Linked DNA regions of Homo sapiens: region 2 is linked to region 1. The links are chromatin loops, found by intact Hi-C in ENCODE. Cell type or tissue: IMR-90. All regions are shown on one strand. Each heading gives the region's core, and the rest is flanking DNA. Links, peaks and the distances in the headings are about the cores only. Region 1 overlaps CDK6-AS1 (CDK6 antisense RNA 1). Region 2 overlaps CDK6 (cyclin dependent kinase 6).

Evidence for each region. Peaks named below come from ENCODE experiments on the same cell type or tissue, not always from the same donor. Only the 100,000 strongest peaks of a DNase experiment are listed, where the experiment ranks them.
Region 2: a loop joins it to region 1, with 2.0 times the contacts of the local background. A loop is called at or near these places in 2 of 110 quality-filtered maps.

The regions. Positions count from the first base shown.
Region 1 is chr7:92,900,417-92,910,382 of GRCh38, reverse strand. The region is part of intron 1 of CDK6-AS1 (CDK6 antisense RNA 1); the gene reads right to left. Among named protein-coding and RNA genes, the nearest start is that of CDK6, 69 kb to the right of the region's middle. In IMR-90, for the core only: no CTCF peak of the experiment used is centred there; a DNase peak (open chromatin) is centred at 5,892; H3K27ac peaks cover 340 bases.
Region 2 is chr7:92,637,975-92,647,940 of GRCh38, reverse strand. All of the region lies in intron 5 of CDK6 (cyclin dependent kinase 6), which reads left to right. LOC112268009 (a long non-coding RNA gene) reads left to right here. Exons shown (of 2, transcript XR_002956577.2): 1 at 1-5,680; 2 at 5,814-9,735. Among named protein-coding and RNA genes, the nearest start is that of FAM133B, 53 kb to the right of the region's middle. RefSeq lists an enhancer at 5,801-5,850. In IMR-90, for the core only: no CTCF peak of the experiment used is centred there; DNase peaks (open chromatin) are centred at 5,590 and 5,900; H3K27ac peaks cover 291 bases.

The DNA.
Region 1 (9,966 bases), core at 945-8,944:
TAGGATTTAGGCCATGACCCAACCTCTGTTACAACTACTCAGCTCTGCCATTGTAGCATAGATGTAGCCACAGATGTCATAAATAAATTGTCATGTCAGTGTTCCAATAAAACTTTATTTACAAAAACATGCGACTTACCCATATGCCATATTTGCCAATCCCTTGGATAGATAACTAGATTTTTTTAAGTCCTGTTGATAAAGCAGTCATCAAGCTATAGTTTACTAAGAAAAACATTTACAATTAAAAAGGATTGTTGATTTTTAAAACATTTTGATGAACCATATTAATACATTTCCTAATATTAAGACATATTTGATTTCTGTAATAAACTTTATTCTTACTTTTAATGTATTTGCTGCACATACAAGAGAAATGAAAGCCCAGACTATAAGGATCCAGATCCAGAAGAAAAGGGAGTTACAGAGAGAAGTAAGCCCAACATTCTGCATGCAAATTTTCCTATGAAGCATTTCCTGATTTCTAAGATGAGCACATATGGGGCAAGATGGCAGCAACTAGACAGAAAGCAGCTGCTAAGAAGCTAAAAAGCTAAGCAGATATTTAGGCAATCTCATGGTACCAAGGAAACAAAAATTGGAATTCAGGAACCACCAAGTAAAAGAGGCACTAGTAAACACTTCAGGCTTTCAATTACGGCCCTGAAAGGGATATACCCTAGGAGTAAGAATAATGCAGAAATAGAAAAGGCTTAACCAGATTAAAGTGTTCTGCATGTACTCTATCTGCCCTCCAGGAGAAAAAAACTAAATCTTTTCTGGAAAAGCTTACATCATTCAGAGACTAATTTTTTCAATAAATTTCTTGTAATCAGTAAAAACTTACTAAGTATACTAGGAAACGGGGCCAAACAAACAAAAATAAAGAGAAAAAATAGACAATGAAAAACAGAACCATAGGTGATACAGACATTGGAGTTATAAGACACTGACTCTAAAATAACTGTAACTGATATTTTGAAAAAACATAAATAAGAAGATTTTAAAAATTCACCAGGGAATTAAAACCCATTTTTAAAGTACCAAACACTACAATTAAAATTTAAGAAACTACCACTTTTTGTGTTTCATTGTAGTATCAAAGAAGAATATTCACCATTTTCTGAAAAAGACTACTAAAACATTTCCCTTTTTAATTACATATACCTGAGCCCAGATTTTCTTTATGTACTGCAATCAAAACAACATATCACAATGGATTAAAGACAGAAGCAATAAGAGAATCCCACTGGTTTCCATTAAACTGGGCATTTTAAAAAAATTGTAAAAACAAGCCAGGCATGGTGGCACATGCCTGTAATCCCAGCTACTTGGGAGGCTGAGTCAGGAGAATTGCTTGAACCTGGGAGGTGGAGGTTGCAGTGAGCCGAGATTGCGCCACTGCACTCCAGCCTGGGCAACAAGAGAAAAACTCCATCCAAAAAAAAAATTGTAAAAACATAAAGCAAGGTTCTTTTTCTCACTTAATATTTTTTGTTTTAGAAAATATAGCTGTTTTCACTTATTTATGTATTTTAACATGTAATGGGTTTATTGTTATTTTTAAATTATTTAGTAAGTATGTTTAAATTTTCTCAGTTTTCCATTTCATTGTGGTAACAATTAATAGATATAACCCACATAAAGAAAAGCTCTTTAGAGTTCTCAATACTTTTTAAGATTGTAAAGGGGTCGCAAGACCAAAAGGTTTGATAACACTGATCTATAGATTCAAAACATTTACAATCAAGTTCTCAGGATGTTTTCTGTGTATCTGTCTGTGTGTGTGGAAATTGGCAAACTGTTTCTAAGCTTTATATGGAAATGCAAAGGATCAAAAATAGCCAAGAGAATTGTGAAGAAGATTAGCTTACAGCTATCAAAGTTTATTTTAAAGCTACAGTAACCAAAAGAGTGATATTGGCACCAGGAAAAATAAACAGACCAAGAGGATAGAATTGAGTCCAGAAATAGTCCTTGTATACAGTTACCTGATTTTCAACAACACTGTTACTATGATGGAGTGGAAAAAGGATGGTCTTTTAAATAAATTATGCTGGATTGATTGTTCCACATTCTCATCAGCATTTGGTATTTCAGTGTTTTGGATTTTAATGATTCTAATAGATGTGTGGTATTATCTTGTTGTAATTTGAAATTCTCTAACGGCATATGATGTTGGACATATGTTGATATGCCATTTGCTGTCTGTATATCTTCTTTGGTGAGGTGTTCGTTCAGGTCTTTTGCCCACTTTATAATTGGGTTGTTTGTTTTCTTACTGTTGAGTTTTAAGATGTCTTTGTATATTTTGGATTCAAGACCTTTATCTGGTACGTGTTTTACAAATATTTCCCCTCAGTCTGTGACTTGTTTTTTTTTACTCTCTTAAGTTAATGCTTTAAAGGAAATTAAAAACAGAATCTTCTCTTATGTTATATTCTAGAACTTGTATTGATTTATCTTTCAATCCTTCTGAAATTGATTTTTATATCTGATGTGAAGTAGGGGTCAAGTTTTACATACACACACGTATATACACACACAGACACACATATACATATATACATATATAGAATACACACACACACACACACACACACACACACACACGCACACACATCCATCCAGAACTCTTATTCGTTGCTGGTAGGATTGTAAAATAGTACAGCCACTTTGGAAGACAAATGGAATTTTATGACAATGCTAAACCTTGTCTCGCCTTATGATCCAGCAATCATACTCCTATGTATTTGCCCAAATGACTTAAAAACTTATGTCCACACAAAAATTTGACATGAATGTTTGCAGGAACTTTATTAATAATTGCCTAAAATTGAATGCAACCAAGATGTCTTTCAATAGATAAATGAAATTAGCAAACTGTGGTACATCCCTACAATGTAATATTAATACTATTAAGCAATAAGAAAAAAATGACCCACAAACAGATATAGAGGAACCTTCAATGCATATTGCCAAGTGAAAGACGCCAGTTTGAAAGGCTACATATGTATATCTCCAACAAATGTCATTTTGGAAAAGACAAAACTATAGAGACAGTAAAAAGATTAGTGGTTGCCAAGGTGTATTAATCAGGGCTTTCCAGACAAACAGAAGCAATAGGATATTTATAAACATATGAGATGGACTTTATGTTAATAACAATGTATCAATATCAGTTCATCAACTGTAACAAATGTATCATATCAATGCAAGACATAAATTAATAGGGAAACTGGAAGAGCAGGGAGTGTATGGGAATCTCTGTTCTTTGGCTCAATTTTTCTGTAAAACTAAAATTGCATTAAAAATAAAGTCTATTAATTAAAATAAAATGCACTAACATAATAAAATTGTTGATCATTTGGACTTATTAAAATTTAAAGCTTCTACTCATCAAAAGACACCATTAAGAGAGTGAAAAGGCAAGATGCAAAGTGGAAGAAGATATCTGACATATTTAAATCACACAAACAATTCATATCTAGACTATGTAAGTATCTCTTATAAATTTATAAAAAACACAGGCTCAATTTTTTTCTAAATGGGAAAAAAACTTGAACAGCTTTTTACAAGAGATATCCAAATGACCGATGAACATGAATAGGTACTCAACATTACTAGTTATCCAGAAAATGCAAATTGAAAACAACATAGGCTATCTCTACACACACCGTAGAATGGCTAAAATTAAAAAGATTGACAATACCAAGTATTGATGAGGATATAGAGCAACAGAAACTCATAGGATGCTTTGAGGGTGTAAATTGGTAAAAACTACTTTGGAAATTTTGTTACCAGTAAAGCTGAGCATATGTGCACCGTATGATTCAGAAATTCAATCTGCAGGTATAAAATTAAATGAAATGCATACATATGTGCACAAAATGATAGTTATGAGAATGAGAATATTCCTAGCACATTATTCTCCATAGCACCAAACTAGAAGCAACCCAAATGCCCATTGTATTAGTCCATTCTCACACTGCTACAAAGACATACCTGGGACTGGGTAATTTATAAAGAAAACAGATTTAATTAGCTTGCAGTTCTGCAGGATGTATAGGCTTCTGCTCCTGGGGAGACCTCAGGAAACTTACAATCATGGTGGAAGACAAAGAGGAAGCAGGCACAGTCTTCACATGGCCAGGAGGAGAGAGAGGGAGTGAAGTGGCAGGTGCTACACACTTTCAAACAACCAGATCTTGTGAGAAATCCATCACAAGAGCAGCAACAGGAAAGTCCGTCCCCGTGATTCAATCACCTTCCACAAGGCCCCTCCTCCAACACTGGGGATACAATTTGACATGAGATTTTGGTAGGGACACAGAGCCAAACTATATTACCCATTAACAATAGAATAGATAAATTGTAGTATATATGTATAATGGAATACAATTTAGCAATGAAGAAAACTATATCTATCTATAAAAACATTAATGAACCTCAAAGGTATAACATTTAGCAACAAAAGAGTATATACTATGTAATCTCATTCAAATAAAATTCAAAAACAGGCAACATTAATTTATAGTAATAGGAATCTGTGCCGTGGTTACCTTTGGAGGAAGTAACAACAGGGACAGGAGCACATAGTAGGCCTCTGTGGTGGTGTTAATGTTCAGTATCTTGCTTTGTGTCAAAATCAAGCTGTAAAATTAAATTTATGCCCTTACAAGTCCATAAATTAAATTTAAATTTAATAAGTGAAACAAAAGCTATATCGTTGCCTAAATCAACCAACCATAAAGTCATGAGTCATAAAAATTCCCAAATTACTTTTAATCCTATCATTCCTAACCCTAAAACAGTGAGGCCCTCCTGATAAAAAGACGCACTCTCATTACAGACAGTCCAATGCTCTTCCTGTGCCCAGCACATTATTAATAATTAATAACTAATATTTTAGTGCCAGACACCACACTGACTAAATAGTTATTGTGGATGAATATAGTTAGGGTGGATAATAGTGTGGACTAAATAGTTAGTGTGGATTAATGCAAATCATGCATTAATATATTGAAATCTCCCAATAACCCTTAGAGATGGCTATTATTAAGCTACTCTATAGATGAGAAAGTAAATTTTCACAAGGTCACTATATCAGTCAATATCTTTCATTACAATTAAAAGAGACCAACTTTCGTTTAAGCAAAAGGGAATGTGCTTAAAAGGGCATTGCAGAACTCCCAGAGTTGCCAGGACTGCCAATGTGAGGACTCTGTAGCCATGAACAATACCCCAGATCAAGTAATGGAGCTGGTCCAATGTGAAAACACTGTCTTATTGCCCAGCACTGGTGAGTGTGGCCCACTCTGCCACACTGCCAGACCTGGAGCCCAGACACGGGCACTGGCAAGTCTGCCACTGCTCTGTGGGAGCTTGCCATAACTTCTGCCACCAGCACGACCAGCAAGAATGACTCTCAGTTCCCACTGCAGCAACCAAGTGCTGAGCACATGTTTCATGCCCTAAGGCAAAAAGGAATATATGCACTTAAAAAATCCCAGGTTTGGAAGGTGGCAAGTGGGAATTTGAACCCAGCTGACTTGGTTCCAAAACCAAAGGCTCAAATTTTTGCGAGGCTGTCTACAAACGGGTGATGTTACTTTACCATTTAAAGGACCAAATGAGGCAAGCAAATCCAACAACAAGCAAACCCAACAACACTTCATGTCACTGTGTCACTATCAGAAAGATTCAAAAATGAATTGCTTGACTAATTTATAGACAGAACAAAACTATTTATATGACAAATAGGGCTGCTGGAAATCACCAAGTGCTTTAATAAAGGCAGACAGGGAGGACCCCATATGACAGCTCATCCGAGAACCAGAACTGCACCATGTGGGGCCATGTGGCTGCATGCTGACTCAGAAGAGGGGTGGGGAAGGAGGGCCGCTTCTGATTCACCAAGACCACATCCTGCCCCTCCTTCATTCTTTCCCCTGGAAGCTGCATATCAATCTTCTTAGTGAAATCTCCCCAAAGCATGGGGCTCAGGTATTTTCAGCAAACGTCTGTGAACCTAAGAGTCCCATTTTCCAGGAACATTTGGCCCTGCTTCTTTTCAATGGCATTTAGGTGTGAAGTTGACTATGACTAAGTGTGAAGCTGATAGTCTGCACATGAATACTCAGGGCTTGATTTGGGTTATTTAGTTTTCCCTGTGTTTTCTTGGGCACAAACCAATATCTAACATCATATATATATATATATATATATATATATATATATATATATATATATATATATATATATATATATATGTCCTTTAAAAAACTGGCTTTAGCTGGTTTAAATCAGAAAGAAAATTCTTAAACACACAATACCAGTTAGGTAACAACTTGGGAGAAATGTGTTCTTTCTGACAATCGTGTAAATACATATTCATTATCATCAAAGACTAAACAAGCATGTCATCCTGCTCTGATTCATCTTAGGAAAACATGTGGTAGGCAATTCAAAATCCTTCAAATAAAGAATAAAAAGAGGCAAGGTCAAGTTTTTTGTTAAAGGAAATTTAGTAAAATTAGTGTATTTGTGGACTTTTTAATTTTGTTTGCAGTTTTGAAGGTTGGGGTTTTTTGGGGTTTTTTACTTTTGTTTTGGGCTATCATTATTATTATTGGTTTCTATGAAGGCAGTAGTGGGAGTTAGGATTAGAAAGGTTGTGGTAGTCAATATATGGAGGACTTTGAAAGGTTAGGGATCTGATCTTTATTCTGTAGGGAGGGAGTAATTCATAAAGGTTTTTTATCTACTTTATTTTTACAATTTTTTAGCCAAATAGAACAAAGAGAAAAGTGTGGAAATTTTAAGTAAATTTAATTTTTTAAATCACACGTTATGCAATCACCATTCATGTCAAGAAATAGCTACCAGCACCTCAGGAAGTTCCCTTGTGGTATTTTTAAATTTAAAAAATTATCAACTATAACCAAATAGAGTGAAAACGTAAAACATGTATGTTCTGTTTAACATGTCATTGCCATCAAGGTCAAGAAGTCTAAGATCGAAAGCACCCCAGAAATCTCCTGAGTTTAACTTTGAAATCTCCTGAGTTTAACTTCGAAATCTCCTGAGTTTAACTTCCAAATCACAACTTTCTCCCTCCGCATCCACCATTCCCAAACCATAAGGTAATTGCTACCCAAATATTTGGAATAACCATTTCTTTGTTTTACTTTGTTTTTACCACCTAGGTATGCATTGCTAAATAAGATAGTTTAGTTTTGCCGTTTTTGAACTTTGTTCAGATACAATCATGCTTGATGTTTTCTTTGTTGTTTTGCTTCTTTACCCAACAGTATTTTTGAGGAGTCATCCATGCTGATTCTTGTAGTTCATAGTCAATTTCTTTATTATAAATAATCTGTTGCATGAATATATCACAAGTTATTTATCCATGCTATAGTTGTTAGACAGTTAGTGGTTTCCAGGCTGAGGCTATTACAAATAATGTTAAGGCATTGTCTGTGTGTATGTAAGGGAAAAAGAGAGAGAGGATTAAGATGTATCTAGTAGTACTATGCAAGCTGAACTCAGATAGGGAGGAAAGAATCACGGAATTTAGTTGGGAGACTCAACCATAACAATCAAACATATGAGCTTAGTGATTAAAAAAGAAAGTAAGAAAGGACAGATTCCTAGCAGGAGTTCCCATTAATCTGCATTTTTGCCTGCTTTTGATGCTATCCATAATTTTAAATGTTTGCTAAAATAATAAGGAAAAATTAGCTATTGCTTTACATTTCAGTTCCCTAATTAGTAGTGAATTTGAGCATTCTCTTGTATTTTTTCATCAGACTATGAAAATTTGTGTGTAAATTGCCTATGCATATCCTTTGCCCATTTTTCTATCAACTAATTCTTGTCTTTCTTGCTGATTTGGGGGAACTCAGTAACTTCTGAATATTAATCCTTTGTCTATTACCTATATTGTATAGATATTTTACTTGCATATTGCTTATCTCTGTTCACAGTGTCTTTTGCTGTATGTAAATTTTTAATTTGTATATATGATGACTTTTTTGAGGTGTTACCTTGGCTAGGCTACAATATCTAATTATTCAATTAAACATCTAGTCTTAGTTTTCTTGTGAAGGTAGTTTGCAGATATAATTAAAGCCCTTACTCAAGTGACCTTAAATAAGGGAGATTATCTTAAATAATCTGAGTAAACCCGATTAAATCAGTTGAAAAGCCTTAAAAGTGGGACCGAGGCTTCTCCCAAAGGAATATGAAGTTTCACACTATGATATTCCCTTTCTAAAGACCTTCTCTACTGATTTCAGACTTTCTTAGTAAGCCCCAACAATCACACAAGCCAATCCATATGTGTGTGTGTGTGTGTGTGTCTATCTGTATGTGTACACACACATCTCTATCTTTCTATACATGTATCTATCTATCTGCATCTATATCTGTCTATATATATGTGTATGTGTGTGTGTGTGTGTGTGTGTATTTAAATTTGAATTTGTATTTATAATTATTCTCCCTGCTGGTTCTGCTTCTCTGGTTGAACCCTGACTGATACAGTATAATATTTTTACATAGTCAATCTATCAATATTCTCATTTATAGCTGCTGGGTTTTGTGTCTTGCTGACTTAGTCTTCATATAAATATGTTTGTAAGTCATGATTATACAGAATTGGTAGTAATGGCTAAAGATTGAAAAGCCCCTTCACTCCTCTCTACTATTTCTTCCCCATCTAGAAGTAACCATTGTTAATAAGTTGGACTATATTTGTCAAGCCTATTTTTTATACAAAAAAATAGCCCGTGTGTGTGTGTGTGTGTGTGTGTGTGTGTGTGTGTAAAAGTCTACAAAGTGAGCTGGAAGAACACATCCCAACTTAATGACAATGATTACATGTAAATGAGAAAAAAGTGGTAGACAGAAGTGAAAAGGGACTTTCAGCATTTTGTACTTTTGATTGTCTAAATCTTAGATAATGAGAATCTATTTGTATTTAAGTGATTTTTATATTAAAAAAACTTCATAAAAATTATTAATAATGATTCCATGATTCCAATATTTCAAATTTGGGTAAGCCAAGAGATAATGGTTCCATTGAGATAAATAAAAATGCCAAAAACCAGATGTTTACTTCAAGAATTACAAACTCCAAAGCCATGCTTAAATGCATAATAAAAGACAATAGGAAGATTGAATGTGGTGTCTAGCTAGGAGCACATGCTTGACCTAACTTTCAAAAGTCTACGGACAAATAAAACATATCTACAGGCCAAATTTGGCTTTTGGGCCATAGCTGTGTAACCCTTCCAACGATATAGGAAAAGAAGAGGTTGATTTCAAATCAAGAACGATAGAATTTGAGCCTTAGAGATGTTTTTAAAATCATAAAAGCTAAGACTCCAGTAAAAACAACAGCATAATTTGGTAAGAACTTGTTCCTTTTGAAAGGTGTATTATAGATACACACTCATGTTGTTTAAGAATTTCATCCTATTCTGATTTAATTTTGGCTGAAGGGCTGGAGCAATACAAAATTCTCTTCATCTACTTTCAGATAAATAGGAAGAGACACATTTCTCATAAAGACAATTTAGTAAGAGCTCTATTAAGTTTAGGAAACTGAGAAATGGCAAATTTTGAATTTTACAGTGTGACATTTAATAGAAGCTTCCATTAGAAATACCATACTTAATATCAAATGTTTTTTTTTAAAAATGAGGGACAGCAACATGGCCAGGACTCAGCATTTATCTCACACTTGTCAAGGTATAACTGTTGAGCAGACACTGTAATGGATAACAGCCCACAAATGTTTACAGACCAAAAATTAATCAATGTAATACATCATATCAATACAATAAAGAACAAAACATGATCATCTCACATGATCATCTCAATAGAAAAGGGAAACATTTCACACAATGCAAGACTAAAATATTGTTTATAAAAAACTAGGAATGGAAGGGAACTTTCTCA
Region 2 (9,966 bases), core at 971-8,970, 260 kb after region 1:
TCCAAAGCAGTTTACTTGAAAATCTAATCCAGCACAAATGCAGTTAGTGTCTCTACTTGCAAGATGTGCAGAAATACAAAGGGCCCATGCAGAATTGTCTCCCAACAGGGAACAGCTGTCCCCTGCGTCCACTACACCACTGTTCCTTCCTCTGAGACCTTTCAAGTTTCATTATACACACATCAAGGTCTGTAGCCAAACCTGCAATATTTAGATGAAAATATATTGGTGCATTTATTTCTTACTATAGAACTTAAACTCCACAGGGCAAGGATCTTTGCTTTGTTTACTTGGATATCCCAGAGGCAGAGAACTATATCCAGCACATAGTCAGCATTCAATAAAGATTCGTTGAATGAGTATATGAATTTCCTGTATTCTTATTTGGATCCATAAGTTTATTGGCTTTGCTGTGCAGAAGCAGCAGTTATATCGGTCCCTTCAAGAAACTGCCTGCAGAGATTCCTGGAGTCATCTGCCTGGAGCATTGCCCACTCACCTCCTCAACTCACCTCCTGGCTGCTCCACGTCATTCTTCCAATCTCATCTTAAATGTTATTTCCTTAAAGAAACCTTTCCTGACCCAGAGTAAAATCAGTACCTTCGGGTATTCACTCTCACAACACCTTGACTTTTTTCCTTCATAGCACTTAGCACAGTTTGCACTTATATTTATTTTAGTGTTTTCTGGCTTAAAACCTGTTTGCCCTATCACTCATGAAACTATAAACCAGACCCTCTCTATTTTACTCACCACTGTATAACTAGTACCTAACAGAGCATGGCATAAAGTGGCTACTAAGTAAATGAATAATGAATAAATGAATGAACATACTGCAGCCTGTAGGTCAGAGCCCATCACTCTGTGAGTAGCTCTGGCATAAAATGGGCCAAATGCATCGTTTGCTCCTTGCCTTTTTCAAAACAGTTTTCCCATGTTTCTCTTCAGTCACTTAGTCTCAAGATTTTTCTTCAGTAGAGTTTAGTCATTTTTTTATTTTATATTCCCAGAAAGCACTTAATTTTAAATTCAGAGGTTTTATGTCATTTTACTAATCAAAACAGTATAAACATATTAAGTCAATACTGGTCCTAGCATTATTCCTTTGGTAGTTCTAATGTTTACACTTAATATATTTAACTCAGTTGCATAATAAGGAAATGAAACTTACAGAAGAATCCCATGGGATTCTTCTCTCAATTAATGAATGAGCAAATATTCTTTGAAAACCTACCAGGTGCTGGCCAGGCGCAGTGGCTCATGCCTGTAATCCTAGCACTTTGGGAGGCCAAGGTGGGCAGATTACCTGAAATTGGGAGTTTAAGACCAGCCTGGCCAACATGGTGAAACGCTATCTCTACTAAAAACACAAAAATTTGCCAGATGTGATGGCAGGCACCTGTAATCCCAGCTACTCGGGAGGCTGAGGCAGGAGAATCGCTTGAACCTGGGAGGGAGAGGTTGCAGTGAGCCGAGATCGCGCCACTGCACTCTGGCCTGGGTGACACAGCAAGACTCCATCTCAAAAAAAAAAAAGAAAAAGAAAAAGAAAAAAGAAAACCTACCAGGTGCTTACAATCATTCTGGGCACTGTGGAAGATAGCAAAAACCTGAAGACTGAGCCTGAAGGAGGTTATAACTTACATGAGCAAATAAAAATGTGCATGATGTGTTAGCATGTAATAATTAGCAAACAGTATCAGACCAGGCATATGTAAGTGCTGAGCCACATGGTACAGATTTTTAAAACTGTTAAGAGCTTAGAAAAGTCAGATATTACCCTGAACTAGAATAATAGGGGCTTCCTGAAGTTAGTCCTGAGCTGGATTTTGAAGATGTTTGATTGGATATTTAACAAGAACTTCATTAGGCAAGCCACAAAAATAGCAGTGCATTCATTCTCAGAAAAGCAAGACCTGGCTGTACTGGAAGGTATAAGTTGGGAAATAGTGTCGTGTATGCACAATCACCGTTGGATTATATGAATCACACAGTCTTTATGACTCCTTTTCCATTCAATTCAATACCATACAGAGATAAAGCCACACCTTTGGACAAATACAGCCGGGGTGTGAGCCGCCAAAAGATGGAGCCTTACTAAGGAGTATCCACGAAGTAAATAAACTCCGAAGGAAAGACTTGGAAGGTCATCCAACATACTCATAAATTCCAGCTATTGCCAAAGATGAAAGGGAAGTGAGAGCCATGAGGAACAATAGGAAGGAGTGCCCCTGCCCCCTCTTAACTGCCTGTTTACAGGAGGGGAGGAGCAGCAGTGCTGCCCAGATGGCAGAGCCAAAGTTAGAATGAAGCTTCTTCCTCACCCTAAGACCTCTTTAGGAAATCCTGTTTGTGACGGTGGCTTCACTGTGAAGTCATCAGGAGCCCCCTCCCCGGGTTGCAGGAGCACACTTCTGGATTGAACCATGGTTTCTAATGCTGCTTGGAAATCTTATTATCATGTGCACTCAGCAAGATAGAAACTGCATATCAGGTGAAGCTTGGGTCAGACTTTATTTTGCAAGCATTTACTTATCTTTCTTGTACGATGGAAATGCTGGCAACACAATAGCTTAAAAACAAGATAAGCCTCATCTTTTTTCCTGTGTGGGTATGTTAGGGAATGATGGTTTTGATGGCCTTTAAAAAGCAGGAAAGGGCAAAGCCCTGTGATGCCATTTCTTTGGCATTTCATTACTTCATTAAGAGAATTATCCTAAAAGCCTGGGAGCTGTAATACGGCTTAAAAACTGATGAGAGCTGAGTGAAAACACCATAGACTCCAAACCAAATTAACCAGAAGGTTCATCCCAAAGAGACCCGCTTTTATATTCGCACCTGGGGTGTGTACTTTTCCTTCTGCCACTCAAGAGCTTTTGCGTGTGGGGGTGAACAATTTGCTTTCCATGCCAAACCCGATGAAATGGGATTTGTCTTCCCTCTCAGACAGGTGGCCAAGCTGTAACAGAGAGGGCTCTGCCTGGCTGCTTGCCTCTTTGGACATGCAGCACTGTCAGTGCAGCGCCAGGCCCCATATCTGACCCTGTGGCCTCACAATCTGGAGGCCCACATTGGCAGCCTGGGGTGGTGACAGCTTCGGTCAGTTGTTGTGGAGTTCCACTGGCAGACAAAGAAGAGTAGGCGAGTGTGCTGATCCAGGTTCCTTCTGTATGATAGAAGAAACCTCTAAGGTCCTGGTAATGTGTGAACCAGTGGAATACCTGCTCCAATAATTAAAGTATGAGCTTTCCTTCCTCTTTTTCAGGGTGGACCAGGCCTTGGGAAAGGAATTTTGGCCTTCCCAGACTGTACACATTACTTAATGTGTCCTTCTACACTTATTACATGCATCAGGAGCAGATTTCACAAGCCTTCTTCCTATGAGACTAGGTTAGTCACTAGGGTTAATTATTCAGTAGTTAAAGGAAATATTGTGATGGAGGGAAAAATAGATTTCCAGAAGCCAGGGAGTAGAGGGCCTCAGAACATCAAATTGCTCCATGAAGAGAGTACACAGCCATTTTTATTTCAGTCTTTGAACATGAGATAGTAATCGTGATTTGAATTCTCTAAACCTCAAAAATATTCCCTTCTTAGCTGTAAATAGCCACTTGTCCCAACCCCATATATCCATGGGGAGCTTCTGTTCTCCCAGAGAAAATGCAGTTAATTATAGCAAAGAAAGGGACCCTAGGTCTCCCCTTCCTGCCTTAAGAGTAATCTCCAGTATCTCTACTCATGAGATAATAAAATGTATCATTTTCAGAAATTTGAAGAAGGTAGGTCAGGACTCACCAGTGCTGTTTCAAAAGCCTTTTGGTTGTGAGTGCCACATCTGACCACTGCACAGATAGCACTGAGAAAGAAAATTGGACCCAGTTCTCTGCTTTTGCCTTCCATTCTCCCTGTAAGGGTCCACGTGAACAGCAAGTTTGGCCTGGTTTCCTTAGGTCCCTCTGGGCCCATTTCTTTTCTTTCATCATCTTTCCTAAAGCTGATATGACAATTCCATGGGGAAGAAACAAATAGTACACTTGGATGAACTTTGCGAAACACAAAGACCTTTCCTCTTATCCCTGATTCTAAAGGGATTTTTCTGTATTTAATAAGTAAATAAATGAGAACAGTTTTAGACTGAATAGTAAGTGTCCCATTTATATCATATTTGTGATGTTTTGAACAGGGTGAAGGAAACCATTCGTGATAAAGCACATGGATTAAAAATCGTGGTTGACTTGTTTAACAGAACCCAAGTCATAAAGCTCCCTTGAAGAGTACTCAAAAATTCTAGCTACAACCAAAGATGAAAAGAAAGTGAATAGACCTCAGCAGGCCTGCCTCCTCTGTTTCATCCTTTAGGTTAAATGTCACCTCCTTAAAGAGGCTTTTTCTATTATTCTCCACCAGCATATCTTATTTTCTTCATAACACTTACCACTTATTTAATGATTTTCTTTCTCCCTAAACTGTAAGCCTCACAAGGGCAGGGACCACGTCAGTCTTATTTCTGTGTTCCCTACACTCAGCATAGTGATAAGCACATCACAGACTCCAAATGTGCTGAATGAGTGAATGAGCTGCTGAAGCGTGCTATAATGGCAAACCTGTTCCAAGTTCTTCATGGACTTACAGACTCCTCTGGATCACCTCTTTCTTTTCTTAGAACCAACTGAAGAATACTACTTGGTCTCAACATCAGGCTTACCAGTGTTATTCCCATTAGTTCATTTGTATTTTTTAAAACCCGGGATTTGGCCGGGCGTGGTGGCTCAAGCCTGTAATCCCAACACTTTGGGAGGCCAAGGCAAGCAGATCACTTGAGTCCAGGAGTTCGAGACCATCCTGGGCAACATGGCCAAACCCTGTCTCTACAAAAAATTAGTCAGGTGTGGTGGTACATGCCTATAGTCCCAGCTACCTTGGAGGCTGAAGTGGGAGGATCACCTGAGCTCAGGAGGTCAAGGCTGCATTGAGCTGTGATCACACAACTGTATTCCAGCTTTGGTGACAGAGGTAGACCCTGTCTCAAAAAAAAAAAAAAAAATTCTTTTTTCAGCCTGAGTCTCAAGTCCACTAGCAGTTCCGTAGTCATAGCCAAACGATGCGATGTAGTGAAGTGGTCATGAGAGCCAGCTTTGGAGCATCTAGTTGTCTCTATCACTTCTTAGCTCAATGATGATGAGTTATCATTAACCATCCCTCAACCTCAGTTTCCTCAATTGTAAAATGAGGATATTAATATATATCCCCCACATAGCATTGATCTGAGGTTAAACAGTATGTATAAAGCACTTCACTTTTGTCTTTTTGCATTGTACATGTTCAGTGAAACTTAGCCACTGAACTTCCTGTTCATAATGTTAAATTACCTTGGTGTATCACTTTTCTAGAACAGGATAAAGGATGGCTTCTTCTCAGAGGTAACAGAAGACATTAGAAGAATTCAGAATCAAAAAAGTCCAAGGACCTGGAGTACTGGGATTCTAGACAGAACCTCAAGCGTGGGGTACACAGCATGAACTGAGGTCACAGTGGGCTGGGCGGCATGGCCAAATGACTCAATAGTGAAGTGATGACTAATCATTGTAGTGCTCCTTATATCTCTCCCCCTATATCCCACCACAGTCACCACAAAGGCCAGAGCTGGTCCTAGAGTCTGGCAAAAGGCTGAGCATGAAAGTGAGTTTAAGGAAACCCATCTAATAAGATTAAAGAAACTATGCAGGGCTCTGGGGTCAAGGCGTGGGGTCAGCTGACTCCTCCACAAGGAGGAGTTGGGGGCTCCTACTTGGTCTTCCCTTGTTTTCCATAGTTCCTCACAGAATCCAGAGGGCAGTCCCCAAGGCTCTCAGAGTCTTACTCTGAGCCACAGGAAGAAGTACCTTACGCCAGCTCACAGGGGAACTCCAAACAGTCAGCAGGAAGAAACTCAGTCACTCAGATGAAAATGATGGTGTCTCACCATTCTTCTATGCAGTTTTCTAAGGGGCAAGACAGAGACATTTGGCTGTGAGACATTAATTAATCGAACAGAATGTACTTTAACTGTTACCTTTCTTATCTAAGGCTGTGTGGCCGGCTCACTGGTTTTAGTCAAGTAAAGAGCAATGACTTATGCATTTAATGATCTCACTAGACATAATTTCCTTTCATATTGGTTTGTAAGACAGGTGCTATCCTCTCCCATCTCAGGTGGAGCTCAGAAGGCCCATTTGTTCTAATATTCCTGAACCATGTAGGATCAGCAATCTGGACTGTTTTTTAAAAATCTTATAAAAATCTGTATAATGTATGCATCTTATGTAAGATTATTTTTTAAATAGTATGTATTATGTTCTTTCATTTAACAAAAATATACATGGTTGTTGTAGAGCTTTTAAAATACGAGTAAAGAGTATAAGTCTATAGTATCTTGTTATACCAGAAAGTAAGAAAATGCTCAAAAAATATGGGAACATACCAGAAAGGCACAGAATTTAGCTTGAAGGAGCCACTGGACAAATATAAAACAATTTGGGCATCAAAATACATAATTATAGTAAAGGATTATAACCTCCTGAATAAAATTAAAATCCATGAGTCCATGCTGATATAAATAAAGTGGGAGAAAAGAGAGCTTTGTCTTACAGTAGACTGACAATCAATAATAACAGAGTGAATGATGGAGTTAGAAAATCATCAATGGATGATGCTAAAACTACTGAGTGGAAATTTCATCAAGAGATTTACGTAGTGTCAAAATGGCTCTTTACAAGATACTTACTTTAAAAATAAAAATAGGAAAAGAAAGAGGAAAGAAAAATAAACCATAAACCAGTGACCAAGAGATGACCATTACTAATGGTTTAATAGTTATCTTTCAACTGTTTTTCCTATGCATTATAACATTTTAATTTTCTTGTAAAATTAGATCATGCTTTTTTGTAATCTGCTTTTCTTATATAAAAATATATCTGGATCTTATTTATTTGTATTTAAATATTCCCTGGTACATAGTAGGCATGTAGTAAATATTGGTTGAGTGAATGAAATTTGCAAGACTTTAAGGAAAGCTGTGATGCACATTGGTGTAAGTAAAGTTTTTTTCATTCTCATGATTATTCCTTTAGGACTAACTCCCGGAAGTGGAATAGTGATACAAAGCATATTCAAAACCCTGAGCCCTTTGATACGTGGAGCCAAATTGCCCTCCAGAAAGATTTTTCTACTTTATTTTCCCTCCAGGGGTGTATTAAATGAATGTCATTCAATACATTTTTAAGGAGGAAGATTGGGATTAAATGTGTGTGAAATACCCAGAGTAGACCCAGAAGTCGTCAGTCAGAAAGTAATAGTCATCCAAATTCTTTTCCCTGTATCTGTAGGTTAGATTCTGTCAGGACCAAAAGCTGGGATTAGTAAGAGTTGTCAAAGCCTTCAGTCATAGAAAATGGAGTTTTTGTTGATACGGGAAGCTCCAAGTTGGGATAGACTCTTATTTTCATTAAGCCAGTCATATACCGTATAATGTGCTATACCATCCTTCTTTTGTATCTATTGAAAAATCCTATCAGCTGCACTGGACCTGAAGTCTACTATGTCAAAGTAAATGATAAAGAGAAAAACCTGGTTCCTGTTTATGATAGGCTAGCATTGAACATCACTGTTATCAACACAGAACCTCCATGAGGGCCCCCTTCCATTTGCACTTTGATGCTGGCTACTTAGCACACTTAACACCAGCTGTTTCCAGTGCCGTTGCCAAAGGTGGGCAGAGCAAGGTGCAGGATACATATACGTTCCATGGGCAGCTGAGCGGCGTGCTCTCTTGTGCTAGCCAGTGCCTGTGGCAACCCTTCCCTCCTGACTTCAGCCTCCCCACTAGTTGCAGCCAGGTGGTGTATTATCTCCTGATCTATATATACATTAAACATATTATTAAGGAGAACCCAGAAGAAGATATTTAGAGAGATAGATACCCTTGGATTCAAAAGATGAGCAATCAGAAAAATTATACCATAATTTGAATTTGCTTATATTTTCCTTTTTGGCTTTCACTGGCTAGCATGTTCTCAAGTGATGACAGTTGGGCTGATTGAGAGCCGTTAGTCAAATCCAGTAACAGTATTAATCTGTGGTTGGAAATGACTGTTAAAGTAAGTGCCAGGCTATTCAGTTGTGGTTTTTATTCCAGCTTCCAATGGTGCCAGGCTTCCAGCAGGAGGAATAGAGGCTGTGGTAAAGGAAACCGTTGGCAAATGAAAGAAACCAGAAACTGTCACTACCCATAACAACGAAACAACAAAAAAATTTACAGAAAAGGAAGGGGAGACAAAGGAAATTGTTTAAAGTGGTTGAAGCCTGTACAGTCTGATGTGATCATTAGGCGTGAGGGTGCCGCAGCATGGTGGTGCCTAAGACACTGACTCCAATTTTCCAGTGAGAACAGGAAGGCTTTAAGCACCAAAGCCATGCTGTCCAGTAATACTGCTGAGCAAGAAAGCTTTTCTTGAAGGAAGAGAATAGCGTTTAATTGAGACTATTTTTGTCAGTCTCCTAACATGCTCCTCAGACCACTAATATGCAAAAGAACCTAAGGATCTGGTCACCAAGTTACGTCAAAAGAGTTTACCCCATAGTCCTTTTTACTGCCTTTTGCAGAACAAACGTTTAATAATGTCGCTATTGTTCATTGGTTATCAAGAAATAACTCATTGTAACTCAGAAGTGCTTAGCAAAGAATCTATCTCATATGTACTTTCTTTATTTCAAGAACTTTAAGGAGGCAGGTTTTCTACGTGTGTTCACCAAAGCGCCAAGATTTTTTTTAATATTTTGAGAAAATATTTTCAGTAAATCTGTATTCATTGAATGAAATATTAAGTGGATCCATAAAGAAGCAGATGATATAAGTCCCAGGATAACATCAGGAGAATCTGAACACAGTGTAGCTGAAGCATTTCATCACCCCCCAACAAGAAAATTGCTATTTTGCCAACTATTCTACCACATTGCAGTGTTTCTAAGATCTACATTTTTTTCACATTTATTTCTAAAAATCAAAATGTGAATTGCAGTCAACTGGTGACATCTTAGATCTGATGAGATATGGTGGTTCTCCTGGAAAAGCAAAAGTTAGTAATTTTCAGCATATCATTGGCATCCAATGTTTAACTCTGGGGGGGTCAAAAGACATCTTCAAGCACTAGTGAAGAAGACATATTTAATTTGAGGACATTTTTATTATAATTTAGTAGGTAAGTGATGTTCCTTCAAGGCATTCAAGGAACCCACTCTGGAATAGACTAAAGAGACTCTGAGTCAGTTAGTGTTGCCCACGAGGGTCACAGCCGGTCAATGGCAGACCTGGACTGAGGTTCCTGCCCAGTCTGGAGGGTCAACACAGGGTGTGTTGTCCTGCTACCTGTCAGAGCAGGCACAAAGCAAGACTCAGTGAGGCAGACCCCGATTTGCTCTGAAGCATCCTTCTATCTGGGCATTGGCAGAACTCCCAAATGAGTGGGTAAAGGTACCAAAAAAGTTCAGCCTCAAATGAGTGGGTCAGTAAGACATGAGACAGTGAAACGTTGTTCAATTGTGGGACATGGGATTGGCTTGGCAGAGTCACTCTGCTCCATGCTCAGCCTGCAGCCTCCTCCCTGGTATCAAGGCCTTCCTACTTCCAGGTTCATCTTTTGAAATACATCATTTATTTTCAAAATATACTGATGTTAATAAAAATAATGCCAAAGATATACTAAAAGTTTATTTTCTATATCTTTTGGAAAATTTATAAATTTCCATATAAAGAAAATGAAAATGTCTTTTAAATTTTTTAGCATGCAAAACCACAGTAATCCAAAGTATACATTAGTTATGAGCTAAAATTATACCATCTGAAGGTGCATTTTATGAGCAATGCATACAATGTCTATTAACAAATTATACCAACATGTTATTTGTAATACGTTAAATACTTTTACTCA